2 separate regions of the Homo sapiens genome follow, and region 2 is linked to region 1. The links are chromatin contacts, found by Hi-C in ENCODE. All regions are on one chromosome and are shown on one strand. The core of a region is the stretch at or near the end of the contact, and the rest is flanking DNA. Distances in the headings are between cores, read along the strand shown. Region 1 holds the start of LINC01509 (long intergenic non-protein coding RNA 1509). Region 2 overlaps LOC105376214 (a long non-coding RNA gene).

Region 1 (3,659 bases), core at 865-3,364:
CTTGAAGCAGCCTTTTCTGACTATACTAAAAGAGCCCTCCCACCTTGCTCATGTTGTTATCTCTTTAACCTGCTTGATGTTGTCTCATGACACTTACGATTACCTGAACTGTAACATATACTGGATCTATTTATTCTCTAGCTTCCCTCTAGAATGAGGAGGAGGACAATGCCTAGGAAACTACCTGGCACATAGTAGGTGTTCAATAAACATTGTTGATTTGAAAGACTGAACCAAACCCTTGATGTTGGTTGCTGTTGTCCTCCTCCACCCCGCAACCACTGCCAAATGGGAACAACTTAGATTATTATCATTATTATTATTTTTATAAGGCAGCTTCCTGAGCCAGAGTAGGCTCAGACAGACTCCCAATTTAGATTCCTGATCTTAAATGGATTGAAAGTTTTTCTTCATGTTTCGTTAAAAATATTCCAAGTGGAAAAAAAAAAAGAAAAAAGACTGGGTGCAGTGGCTCATGCCTGTAATCCCAGCACTTTGGGAGGCTGAGGCAGGCAGATTATCTGAAGTCAGGAGTGTGAGACCAGCCTGGCCAACATGGTGAAACCCCATCTCTACTAAAAATACAAAAATTAGCTGGGCGTGGTGGCAGGCACCTGCAATCCCAGCTACTCAGGAGGCTGAGTCAGGAGAATCTCTTCAACCTGGCATCGGAGTGGTGGGGTCAGGGTAGGGGTGTCGGGGGTGGGGGCATTGAAATGAGCTGAAATCACACCACTGCACTCCAACCTGGGTGACAGAGAGACTCTGTCTTAAAAAAAAAAAAAAAGCCAAGCATGATGGCTCACTCCTGTGATCCCAGGGAGGCCAAGGCAGGAGGATCACTTAAGGCTAGGAGTTCAAGGCCATCCTGGGCAAATTTGTGAGACCCTGTCTCTACAACAACAAAAATCAAGAACTTAAAATGGTCCACTTTAAAGTGCAAAAAGGTAATCTCCCCCTTCCTGGACAGAGGCTTCTCTAGAGCAGAAAGTTCTTTTGATTGCAAAAGAGAAGACCATTGGAAATCTGCTTAGATAAACTTGCTTTGAGTCAAAAGTGAATCATTAATGTTTCAACTGCTAATCCACTTAGCGTCCTATTCACCCAGATGGCTGTTTTGAGCACTCACATCATGCTTTTTTAGAAAGATAAAAGTTTCCAGTCACCAGAGATTCAATTGAGCAAGGGTAAAAGACAATTGATGGTAGATGAAGAGATTGAAGTTTCTGAGATGAGTGAACAAACACTTATCTGGTCAATGTGAAAATGAATGAAACATTTGAAATGAACTGATATGAGTTGGTTGGGTTTTATCCCTATAATAAACTCTTTCCTTTGCCCTCCAAAAAGGATTAGGTCTTCTGCGAATGAGAGTTATAACCAACTCATCTCTGTCCTCAAGCCATATGGCCTTGACCTTTCTTAGTGACGGCCTAGTCACTTTAAACCATGGGTGGCTGTTGGAGATTTTTCTTGTTTGCAGCCAAGTCCTTCTGAAGGGTGACTTTGGCCCCATCAGCAGCTTCAGGAGCCATCTAAAAGCCAGGAGCAATGCATCCCTGCATTCCCTGAAGCCAAGGGGCTGCTCTGGCTGGCTTCCTTCCCTCTTCCCCGAACAGAACCAAGCTCCTATAGAAAATTCATAAATTCTTGGCAGGAAAGAAATCCTCCCATTGGAAGGAACAGATGTTGTACGAGTAACTTTTGCCATTATGCTATTCCTAATATCATAGTTTTAAAGTGTGGGGGGATGTTAACTTTTTTACAAATGTCAACATGTTCTGGGCAGTTTTTCCATCTCCATCTGTGGCATGCACATCACCAATCCTTCTGCTGCCCCTTTTTAAAATTTTCCAGGGAGTAGTTGGAAATTGGAAATATATTAAAAAGTGAAGGCGGAAAATTCAATTCAACAATATGCTAATGTATATCCTAATGGAGAAAGTAATATGCTGTTTCCCTCCCGTTGTAAATGTCAGAAATATTCTTTCTCGTCGCCTTAGAACTTGGAATGGTGTACAGACTTCTAACAAAGTAATTATGACCAATTAACAATCAGAGACTATTGCTGTTACCAGAATTCCCAGAGTGAGTAAAACCCCCCTTCTAAAGAAAGCCTCCATCCTGCTTCACATTCAAGGGGCTTCTAGGCCATTTGCACTTCGTTTACACCTCATTAAACTGCCCACATTATATGCCTGGGTCCCAGGTGACTGTGGGAAAAGATCAAGGTCAGTGGATGCCGCATCTACCCTCCGAGTAACCTTAAAAAGGGTGACTGCACCTCTACTGGTGCTAGCTGGGGTCCCCTCCCTGGGGACAGCGATGCCCGCTTGCGGCGGCTTCTGCGAGGGCCAGAGCGCCCGCTGGCTGTGGCCGGGCCCAGAACACGCCTGATCGCTTTTGGGTTCAAAGTCAGAATCGGGTGAGCGGTCTGGGTGGGATGGGGTGGAGTGGGGTGTGGAATCGCTGCGCAGAAGCAGAGGAAGGTGACAGCGGGGGCGGGGCGAGGAAGCAGCGGAGCCAGATTTAAGTGCGCCGCCGGATCGTCCCGCAGTTTCCGTTCTCAGGCCAGGTTTCCCCCCTTCCGCCAGGTCGTAGCCAAACCAGTCCCCAGATCCGTGTGGGGCCTAGTGTCGGAACCCGCACCCCAGAATAGCTCGTTCTTGAAGCTCCGTGCTCAAGTGGAGGTGCAAATGGGAGCGCTCGCGGGGTGGGGCGCGGCTCGGGGGGCACCCATATCCAGAGCCGATCCCATCCCGCGCCCTTACCCAGTCCCAGTGGGCCCCTGTGCGGCTTCCCCCGCATCCTCTCTGGGAGGCCAGTCCGCTCTCCCAGGCGCGGCTAGGGGCGCGAGGGACTCAGGAGAGCGTGGCCACCCCTCTGCGCCCGGAGCTAGAGGCGGGCGCAGCGCCCGCGCGGTCTGCAGTGCCCCCCACCGGACGGCCCGGCACAGGACGGCTCCGGACCTGGCTACCCGCTCCGCGCCGCCTTTGCTGGAGGGAGCCGGCGCCCCTCCTCTTCCTCCCTGTTGAAGCTACCAAAGTTGTGAAATTTACAATCAAGTCAAGGAGAATACGCTGGCGCTGTCACTGCCTGGCTTCCAGCTCCCGGGGACTGTGGACTTCTAGGCTTCCCTTTGGCTAACGTGAAAATAGACGGGACAAGGTCATGTAACCATTAAGTGGGAATGTGCAATAACGTGTCTGCTACATGACAAATACTCGCTAAAAGACGGACATCGTTATGATTACTCGCTGGCTAGGCTTTGGCTTCTCTGGAGTCTGCTCCTCTGTGGCAGATAGGGATGGTTTCTACCTTTCCTTTGAGGTAGAAAAGGAACCTGAGCACCCAGCTGGGGTCCAGTCTTGCAGTGCCACTAACTCCATCTATGGCTGTGGCCTCAGCTGTCTCCTTTTTGAACCTAAATATTCTCATTGCAAAATGGGAGTAATCATACTCCACCCACAGAGTTGCTACAAGATGAGAAATGAAGGACTCCTTATTCGGGGCAAACTCACTCCCACTGTCAGCTGGCGGGTCCCAGACCACCTGTATCTGTAGCACGTAGCAGGTGCAGTGCATAACATTTGACCCTACTCACAGGCGGCGCTCTTTTCTTTTTAATTTATTTTTGTAGAGAGAGGGTCTCCCTTTAT
Region 2 (3,659 bases), core at 609-3,108, 680 kb before region 1:
TCCACTGGTAGATCTATCCAGTCTTGTGATAGTATAATCCTGTTTTAATGATTGCAATATTATATATCTTTCGATGGACAAACTCTCTCGTTTCTTTCTCTTGTTTTATATGTGTTCTTAGCTATTTTACTCATCTGTTCAGTCTTTTCTGAATAACTCTACAACGATGTTTTTAATGTAAAAACCTTATTACTATCATGATAAATTTATGTATTAATTTGGGAAGATCTGGCATCCTTGTTCATGCATCTCATCTGGAAACTTAAAACCTTTCTTGATTTTGTAAAATTTTCTTTTGAGTCTCTGTAAAACTCTGTGGTTTCATTTAAATAGATCACACAATTTTGTTAAAGTACTTAGGTGTATATATTAATACAAGTATAATCGATCTTTTTCCATTGTGTCTTTTAAATGGAGATTGCTGTTATGTAGAAAAGTCATCGATTTGATTTTAAATTTTATTTGGCTAATTTACTGAGCTCTCTTAGTAGTTCTATGAGTTTTTACAGCTATTTTTTCTTAGTTTTACACTATACAATCAATTATCAAATAAAGCAGGATTCTTGCTTTAGTTTTCTAAGTTTTGCTCTATTTTATTGGCTGAAGTGTAAAAAAAAAAAATGTTAATGCCACTGGTGGGCATTCTTGTCCTTTTTCCTACGGTGCTTCTGGTATTTCAACATGAGGTAGGACAAAATAGGTTTTATCCTGATGGAAGTACTCAAAGATCATTCTGATTACCTCCATTGAATATCTTTATTAGAGTTATTAGAGAAAAAATGGATATCAGTAGCCCAGAGATATGAGACACTTATGTGTAAGTGACACTTATGTGTCTCTTAAATGACACTTGAGTGGCATTTTAGCACAATGAAAAGAACAGAGGTTCTGGGGTCAGGGACACTAGGGATCTAATGCTTGTTCCAGTACTTGCCGGTATTGGAACATACACACCTACAATTTTTATTTCTTTCTGTTTAATATATAGGTAATAATATTTCTTTCTAAGGCTGTACTGGAGATTCAATAAGCTATGGGAAAAATACCTAAGACATTACCTGATAGATAATAGGTACCGATTATGAAAGACATCCTACATGCATTAACTTTCTTTTGCAAAATGTGGATTGGAAACAGGCAAAATGAATTTCAGTAAGAAAGGATAGACCTTGATGATGACCTCTATAAGCTTCAATTTCTGTCTCTATTTACATGCAAACTGGAGGATTAAAGTCTCCCCTAATAGGGAAAATTCTGTAAATTCTATGACTCTAATTACAGCCACAAAAGCACCCATTTCTCAGATTCTGTTGCAAAGTGGGTTTCAGAGCAGCCCTGGCCCCAGAGAGAGGAAAAGGAAAAGCCACAGGAAACCTGGGCAACAGTTGCAGTTTCCTCCTTGGCCCCTTCTCTGAGAGCAGTGCTGCGTGTTGTTGCAGTTGTACTGTACTGTTCTACCGCGTGGATTCATAGTTAACATTTTTCTTCCAGGCACATTTAAAACGTTTGGCTCACATCCTCCTTGAGCTGTTTTATAAGGGCAATAACCAAGGCCAGGGTGTGCTCTTGTCAGCAGGCAAAGCACGCAGTGGAGGCTGCCAAAGAGTTTCCTGCTCGGGGGCCACCCATCCTTGGCCACAGGATGCATGGCTGGAGTTCATGGCAACTTGCACAGAGCGAGTGCTGGGACTTTCTGTTCTCAGGGTTCATGCTTTGGATTCCATCCTTCAGCCCTGCTGCATTGATCAGTGGAGGCTATTGTGTTTGTGCTTGTTTGGGACTAGCTCAGAACACATGTCACAGCAGCAGTCCAAGGCCTAGCTCTAAGGCTTGGGGCTGGGAAAATGCTCTTGAAAGACTAGCAAGCTGCCCTTCCCTCCTGTTAATGCAGGCTCGGAGTTCCCATGAATCAGCTGCAGGGAGGCAGGCATTCCCTCATGCTATTCTCTGTGAATTAACTTCTGGAATGAGCAGACAGCACAGACGCCAAGTGGTGGGTTTGAGCACTGTTACCCCACCCGCTTTGAAGTCCACCTTCGCATGAGCGGATCTCTTTTCATGTATTATTTATTGCCAGGGACTTTGATAGGAAGAATCCCCAGAAGATTGCTGAAGGTTTTTTTTTTTCTTCAGAATTCCCTTTGATTAGAAGCTGTTGGCTGTGCCTTGGGCAGCTGGCTCTGTCACAAAGCAGGGGCTCAGTGCATCCTCCCAGTGATAGCTGCCATGCCAGCACCAGTGAGGTTCTGGCTGTGACATGCCTGGGACACCCTAAAGAACTACACAAGTAGAAAGGGTATCATACTCCTTCACTCACCAGAAGGGAGGCAATGAGGTCTCATGAGAGGAAAGAACAGGGGCTCAAGCCAGAGAGATGCAAGTTGAAATGTCATCTCTTCTACTGACCCACAGTATGATGTTGACCTCAGTGTTCTTATCCACTAAATGGCAATAAAAATCTTGGATTCACCACCAAACTGTTGCAGAGAATCAATAAGCCATCCAGAGGTTTTCATTTCTTTCCTCTAAATTCCAAAGCTAGTCTGGAAACTTTAAAGCAGGCTGAATGACAACTCTACACTCTCTTAATCTTCTTTATTTATTTTCTAAATTTTTATTTGTTTATCTTTTTAGAGACAGGGCCTTGCTATGTTACCCAAGCTGGAGTGCAGTGGCTATTAATAGGCTCCATCGGAGCTCATTGTAGCCTCCTGCTCCTGACTACAAGCTATCCTCTTGTCTCAGCCTTCTGAGTAGCTGGAAGTATAGATGAGTGCCACCATACCTGGCTTTTCTTCATTTTTCAATCATTCATTCAGTCAGTCAGCATTCAAGAAATAATACTAAATTAAGTAAATAAACGATTAATTAAATAAAAACATTTCAGTGGCTTTAACATTTTATGTAATGTATTAGATGCTAAGAATAAAGAAATATGTGCTCAAGACACGGTCCCTTCCCTTGTCTATCTCAAAGATCAAAAGGTTAAATGACAATAAAATGTAAAGGATGTTACGGTGCGGAAGGTTCAAGAAGAAAGAAATGCACCCAGACAAGATATTTGTACCAGTTTATGGAATGACAGAAGGCCTTCCAGAAAAAAGGAACATGTAAGCAAGTAGATTATGTCAGTCTATAGAGGATAGCATAAAATATTACAAGAATTTAGAAATAGAGACCCTTTGAGAGTGACTGGAAGTGGCCTGCCCTTACAGGTGGATAGTCCATGCTCTGCCATATAAATGAATGGAAATGTCACGTCTTGCCAAAGTATTCAGGTTCAGGTTGTGATAGTCTGTCATTAAATTCAGCCAGGTCCCACTCAACAGGACTGCCTTTATCACTTTGAAGCAAAGATAGGCTCAACCAATCATGGGCTGCCTGAAAGCCAGGAAAAGAGATAGTTGATGTAAACCCAACCAGGAAAGAGATCGGACGGACTGTGAGGCAGAATGTAGCTCATCAACCTCATTTCTTGTTCTTGGACACATAAAGGCAGCTCATTTAATAGCCTCTTCAGAGCCATGCGCCTGGGTGCTGGCCAATTGAATGTCGACAGAGTGTTGTATGACATTTCTAGCCTTGACCATGAAAGGTTTAATATAATCTTCCATGCACCGTGTCCCCCACCTGCATGGCAGATTCACACACCTGGATAC

The links. A loop is a pair of places that touch in the nucleus more often than their neighbours do. Pooled maps may share reads with other maps.
Region 2: a loop to region 1 is called in a pooled map, with 4 times the contacts of the local background. The contact joins the enhancer-like site here to the promoter of LINC01509 in region 1. A Hi-C loop is called at or near these places in 6 of 50 pooled maps.

The regions. Positions count from the first base shown.
Region 1 is chr9:107,465,040-107,468,698 of GRCh38, reverse strand. LINC01509 (long intergenic non-protein coding RNA 1509) reads left to right here and starts at 2,114. Exons shown (of 8, transcript NR_121581.1): 1 at 2,114-2,231. RefSeq lists an enhancer at 1,846-2,345 and a silencer at 2,848-3,027.
Region 2 is chr9:108,140,875-108,144,533 of GRCh38, reverse strand. All of the region lies in intron 4 of LOC105376214 (a long non-coding RNA gene), which reads left to right. Among named protein-coding and RNA genes, the nearest start is that of KLF4, 650 kb to the right of the region's middle. Within about 2 kb of position 1,858, at least 20 of the 41 ENCODE cell types and tissues checked have a DNase peak (open chromatin) inside an H3K27ac peak, as active enhancers do.